Linked DNA regions of Homo sapiens: region 1 is linked to region 2. A link is a loop called in an ENCODE intact Hi-C map of the cell type or tissue named here. Cell type or tissue: dorsolateral prefrontal cortex. All regions are shown on one strand. Each heading gives the region's core, and the rest is flanking DNA. Links, peaks and the distances in the headings are about the cores only.

Region 1 (2,929 bases), core at 120-2,619, 520 kb before region 2:
GAAGAGGCCCTTGCCAGCCCTAGAAGTGCGACAAGCATATTGCTTTCTTTAGTGACTAACAAACACAAGCCAAGGAGCATGATACATCCAGATAGTGGAATACTCTGAAATTGTAAAAAAAAAAAAAAAAAAAAAACCTTTCTATATAATGATGAAAAACCTCTGTAAGATCTACAGTGAAATGGAAAATGCAGAGGTGCAGAGAAATGCGTATTACAGGTTATCTTAAAGTGGGGAGAAAATGGGAGGAAGGAGGTGGCAAAGTGAGACATATTGAACAGATAAATAAAAAACAATAGTGATTACTTATGGGGATGAAACCAGACCCATGGAGAGCAAGGAAAGGGTGACACTTGATGCTATATATCTTTTTATCCGTTTTAGGTTTTAAACCATGTGAATATATACCCTTCTCAAGAAATGATTTTTTTGGAGTAGAATTTGTTAACATTTTTAAGTGATTTTTTTAAATTATATGATTCTGAATGATGAAAACAATAAACCACTTCTGTTTCCCTTTCCCTCAACTTTTAAATTGTAATATAAAGACCATTACGTGACAAAGAAGAAATTGGTTACAGAGCATAAAGACACAGAGGATTTTAGACAAGACTTCCACTCAGAGATGTCTGGATTTTGTAAAGCTGCTTTGAACACTTCTGCAGGGAACTCAAATCCTTATCTTCCGTATTCCTGTGAATTGCCTTTATGTTATTTCTCCTCAAAATGTATGTGTTCATCCGGGGGACCTGTAGACAGAGCACCAGACTCCTCTAAGGATGGTAGAAACCATCATAAAACAATGGGGCATTATAACCACAATGACTCTTTGCGGAAAACACAGATAAACTCTTTGAAAAACTCAGTGGCCTGCCCTGGTGCACAAAAGGCTATTACGTCTTCAGAGGCAGTTGACAGATTTATGCCTAGGACAACACAACTGCAGGAGCGCAAAAGAAGAAGAGAAGATGATCGTAAACTTGGAACTTTTCTTCAAACAAACCCAACTGGTAATGAGATTATGATTGGACCTCTGTTACCAGACATCTCTAAAGTGGATATGCACGATGACTCATTGAATACAACGGCGAATTTAATTCGGCATAAACTTAAAGAGGTAAGGTTATTTTTAAAAAACTATTCTAAGACACGATTTGGTTATAGGATTAAATGGAGAATTATTTGTGGGAACAATAGTACTGTAATTTTTTTTCACTTTTTAGTGTTTTGATGTGTTTTTCTACAGTTCTCTGTTGAAATAACTGAATTTGGCTAACATTTTATTTGCTTTAAACTGTTAATACTTGCTTTAAACAATGAACAGACATTTTATATCACTGTAGATACAAAATATTAAAGCAGTGGTTTCAGCCAATTAAATCAATCTGTGAGAGTGGAGCCCAGGCCTGCCATTTTTGTTAAAAGCTCCCCAGGTAGTTCTAATATGAGCCAAAGTTGAGAAGCAAAAGTATTGTAAATTATTTCTCTCAAATTTAGAGTTATTACAGTTTATATCAAATTCAAAATGCTTAATTTGCTTTTGTGATAAAGAGCAATAGAAGGTGGTGAGATTTCTAAAAATTAGGCCTCCAGGTATGCATTTCAAATGTAGACTTCTTAAATGATCGGGATCAGATTGTGCTGCCTAGGTAGTCTGTTTTTTTTTTTAATGTCATTTACATAATCATTTTCCATTTCCTAAGCACAAATGAAGTTAACATCTGAGTTAGCTTTTGAAAGACACCTTTTTGTGGGGTAGGGACTACTGTTACAAATCATAAACTGAGGGTTATGACATTCTCTTATACTTACTCCAAGATGCAGAAACTGCTTTTCACATAGTTTTACTCATATTTTACAATGTGATTAAGGGAGGCTAAGGTAGTTTAATTTCATATATGTACATTTTTTACCTAAAAATATCTGATTAAAGGTATTATTTAATAATAATTAAAATCCGTGGGCACAGTTTTGAAGCCTTCTTTAGCTTTTCAGTTTAGGCTGGGCCCAGTGCCTCACACCAATAACTTCAGCACTTTGGGAGGCTGAGGTGAGCAGATTGCTTGAGCCCAGGAGTCTGAGACCAGCCTGACCAATGTGATGAAACCCCATCTTTACCATAAATATACAAAAATTAGCCAGGCGTGGTGGTGAACTCTTGTAGCTACTTGGGAAGCTTAGGTGGAAGGGTACTTGAGTCTGGGAGGCGGAGGTTGCAGTGAGCCAAGATCATGCCACTGCACTCCAGCCTGGGTGACAGTGTGAGACCCTGTCTCAAAAAAAAAGGTTTTCAGTTTGTGCTGCCACCCTTACTTCCTTCCTTCAGTTACAGCTGAACTGAGGCATAGACATAGATACATACCTGTCTCAACCAGAGCTGATTACATTTTCAAGATAAACGTGTGAAGTCCAAATTCTAGGTCCAGAAATAGAACAACAAAAAAAAGATATTAAATACAGTTTACTATAGTTTCTAATAATTTTCCATTTCAAATGAAGACTCTTACTTTGCTTTGACTTATTGTATACTCTTTGTACACTCTTTTTCTGATGGTGTGTTTGCTTTTCCTTTTTCTCCAGGAAATTGAGGATTATACTGCTTCCTGCTCATTTCTCCAAAGGTTTTCATCCCCCCAAATCTATCAAACGTTATCAGTGTTTCAAGAATGCAAAACCAGGATATCTATCTGAATCCGTAATATAACAAGTGTCTTTAGATCTATAAAGGAATGTTAAAGTAGAGCATATGTTCACTTTTCTTCCTCCAAATTTTTTTTCTTTTTAAATAGCTTTAGAAATTTTACTGTCATCAGTATTCAAATGGAAGACTCCACTCTGTGCCTAGGTCATAGGCTGTACCTTGAACTTAGGCGAACTCTGCCTCGAAAGTGACATCAAGGATTGAACTATTGGATGTAGTCTTACCTCT
Region 2 (2,929 bases), core at 322-2,821:
CAGAAGAACTTGAAGAACAGTGGTGTACTGTACCTGTACAGCCTTGGAGTCAGGCAAGAATGAAAGCCAGCTCTGTCTCCTAACAGCTGTTTGCTTTGGGCAAACTAATTAACTTTCTTGAGCCTCAGTTTCCTTATTTGGAAAATAGTTAGAATCATAATAGTAACGATGATAATAACAACTCCTAACTTGCAGGCCTTTTGTGAGGATTACAAATAATTAATTGGCCAGGACTTTGAGTATTATAAAGAATTAATTGGCCAGGTTCACCCCTGTTATCCCAGCACTTTGGGAGGATGGGGTGGAAGGATCCCTTGAACCCAGGAGTTCGAGATCAGCCTGGGCAACATAATGTGACCCTGTCTGTACAAAACAAACAAACAAACCTGGGTGTGGCGGCGCATGCTTGTGTTCCCAGCTACTCCAGAAGCTGAGGCAGGAGGATGGCTTGAGTCCAGGAGGTTGAGGCTGCAGTGAGCCATGATCGTGCAGTGGCACTCCAGCCTGGGTGACAGAGTGAGATCCTGCCTAAGAAAAAAAAAAAAAAAAAAAAAAAATGAAAGCACCCTGCTCATAGTAGGTGTTTAATCATGATTATATTTAATGGAACCCCCTAAAGTAACCTAAAATGCTACTGGAGATAAGAACCCATCTCTCTTTACTTCAAGGTCATAACTCCATAACCGTTTGTTTCAAGGTTGGCTCTCTTTACAACAGGCTTTTGTGAGGTAGTCTCTTAATGATAACATTTGGGCTATTAGTAATTTACTGACAGTTGCTCATAGACACCTGCCTTGTTGAGATCCATGTTATAGTTCATAAGAGCCTAATATGCACGTATTCTGGGATGTGAAGGGTTATTCTTTAGATGAGGATTGTGGACCGCAGATGTCCTTCAACCTCACTGGAAAGGTCCACACTACAGGAAATGGGATTACACTTCATCAGGAGGGATTTAGGTTAGATGGGAAGAAGAACTTTCTGACTGATGATTTCCTTCCTTGAAATCTTTAAAAATAGACTAGTTCCCCATTTGTCAATTTTCAAGATGCTGGGGGTTAGAATAGATGGTTTTTCAAGATCTCTTTTAATTCCATGTATTGCTTACGTCACAGGGCTGTATTTCTAAGAGCCACAAACTTTATTGCAAATGTGTATAGAGACAATTTAGAGACCCTATTTTTTTCCCAAAGCAATAGGAAATGCTTTCTGTCTTGCCTGCCTCTTGAAGGGCCTATAGAATAACACAAAATTGCTTTAGCAAGTTAAAGAATAATTAATGGAAAATATGCAGAAAGAGATTTTAAAAATTATTGTGTAATAAAAATTTATATTTGTATTGCACATTAAAAATGTTACTATAGGTATTATTATTTACTCATTATTAGATGTTTGAGTCAAACCTAAAACGGCATCTAATTGAGTCTGAAATCTAATTCGTTGAATGCCATTGAGTCGTGAACCCACCGTGCTGAAAAATGAGAATAAATATAAAGTAACACTGCCATCTAATGGATTCTATGTGTTACTGCCATTGTCTGAGGCAACATTTAAACTCAGATCTAATTCTAATTAATCACTGATATATTCCACCACCTTATTTTGTGTTTTTAATTCACCTTTTTTTTCTTTGTATTTTGTCCCTATAATCTGTTGGATTGATTTTTTAAATTCTTTCTTTTGTCATTTTAGGATATATTGTATCACTGTTTTCTTTTATATTTTATCTCATACTATTTTTATTATGAAATAGTTCAAATATACAAATGAGTATATGATGACCTATGTGCCCGCACCTTAGCTTTATGAAATTTTAATAAACCTAACTTTCTGCTATAAGTGCTTCAGATTTTTTAAAAGGAGAAAACATTACAGATTTAGTTGAAGACTGTATATTTCTTCTCAATTCTATTTCCCTCTGTCTCCAGAGTTCATCTTTCTCATCAGTTTGATGGTTATTAATTCCATACATGGTTTAAGGTTTTATTCTGTATTTTCTAATTAAACAATATATTTCAGCAGTTTTAAATTAAAAAATGTTTATATAAATAATATATCTGCTGCATTAACATTATATTTTTGATATTCATTCATGTTGATTCATCTACTTCTGGCTGATCATTTTAATACCTGTATAGGAATATTATATATGTACATTTTTTCCAACTTATTCTTCTGTTGATGGACATTGAGTATTTTCCCCAAGTTTTCCTTTCATCAAGCAATGTTAGAATGATGTTATTTTACATTTCTTCATGTACACATATGTGAGAATTTCTGTAAAGTGACTCATTTGCTTATGCATCTCCTAAAATAATCTTGAAAAACTATGTAATTCCTTAAACATTTTATTTTAGAGACAGGGTCTTGCTATGTTGTCCAGGTTGGAGTGCAGTGGTGTGATCACAGCTCACTGCAACCTCAAACTCCTGGGTTCAAGTGATCCTCCCACCTGAGCCTCCCAAGTAGCTAGGACTACAGCTACATGCCATCACACCCAGCTAATTTTTAAAAACATTTTTTGTAGAGATGGGGTCTTGCTATGTTGCCCAGGCTGGTCTTGAACTCCTGACCTCCTGGGAGGTCAAGTGATCCTCCTGCCTCGGCCTCCCAAAGTCCTGAGATTACAAGTGTGAGCCACTGTGCCTGGCCTCCTTGAACATTTTCAGGATAACATTAAAAATTTTTTACTTTAAATTTCAATAGTAGAAAATGATGTAGTTTTTGCTTTATTAAAATATTAATATTTTAAAATACAGTGGTTCAGATATTGAGGCAGCACCACCATCAGTATAAAGAAACATGAAGATGCTCTATTGGAATAGTCAAATTTTACATTGTTCCTTTTTCTCCTTACACTCACATTTCCATTTCACTCCACAGAGTTTTATCCCAATGCATTCCTTTAATGTATGAAAATATTTTCTCA

What was found. A loop is a pair of places that touch in the nucleus more often than their neighbours do. Peaks named below come from ENCODE experiments on the same cell type or tissue, not always from the same donor. Only the 100,000 strongest peaks of a DNase experiment are listed, where the experiment ranks them.
Region 1: it touches region 2 in a loop (3-fold over the local background); 16 of 110 quality-filtered maps call a loop at or near these places.

Annotation. Positions count from the first base shown.
Region 1 is chr7:92,533,854-92,536,782 of GRCh38, forward strand. RBM48 (RNA binding motif protein 48) reads left to right here. Exons shown (of 5, transcript NM_032120.4): 4 at 549-1,117. Among named protein-coding and RNA genes, the nearest start is that of RBM48, 6.5 kb to the left of the region's middle. In dorsolateral prefrontal cortex, for the core only: no CTCF peak of the experiment used is centred there; no DNase peak of the experiment used is centred there; H3K4me3 peaks cover 1,208 bases; H3K27ac peaks cover 1,093 bases.
Region 2 is chr7:93,054,309-93,057,237 of GRCh38, forward strand. No RefSeq gene overlaps it. Among named protein-coding and RNA genes, the nearest start is that of SAMD9, 62 kb to the right of the region's middle. In dorsolateral prefrontal cortex, for the core only: CTCF peaks have their summits at 1,513 (motif pointing left) and 1,713; no DNase peak of the experiment used is centred there.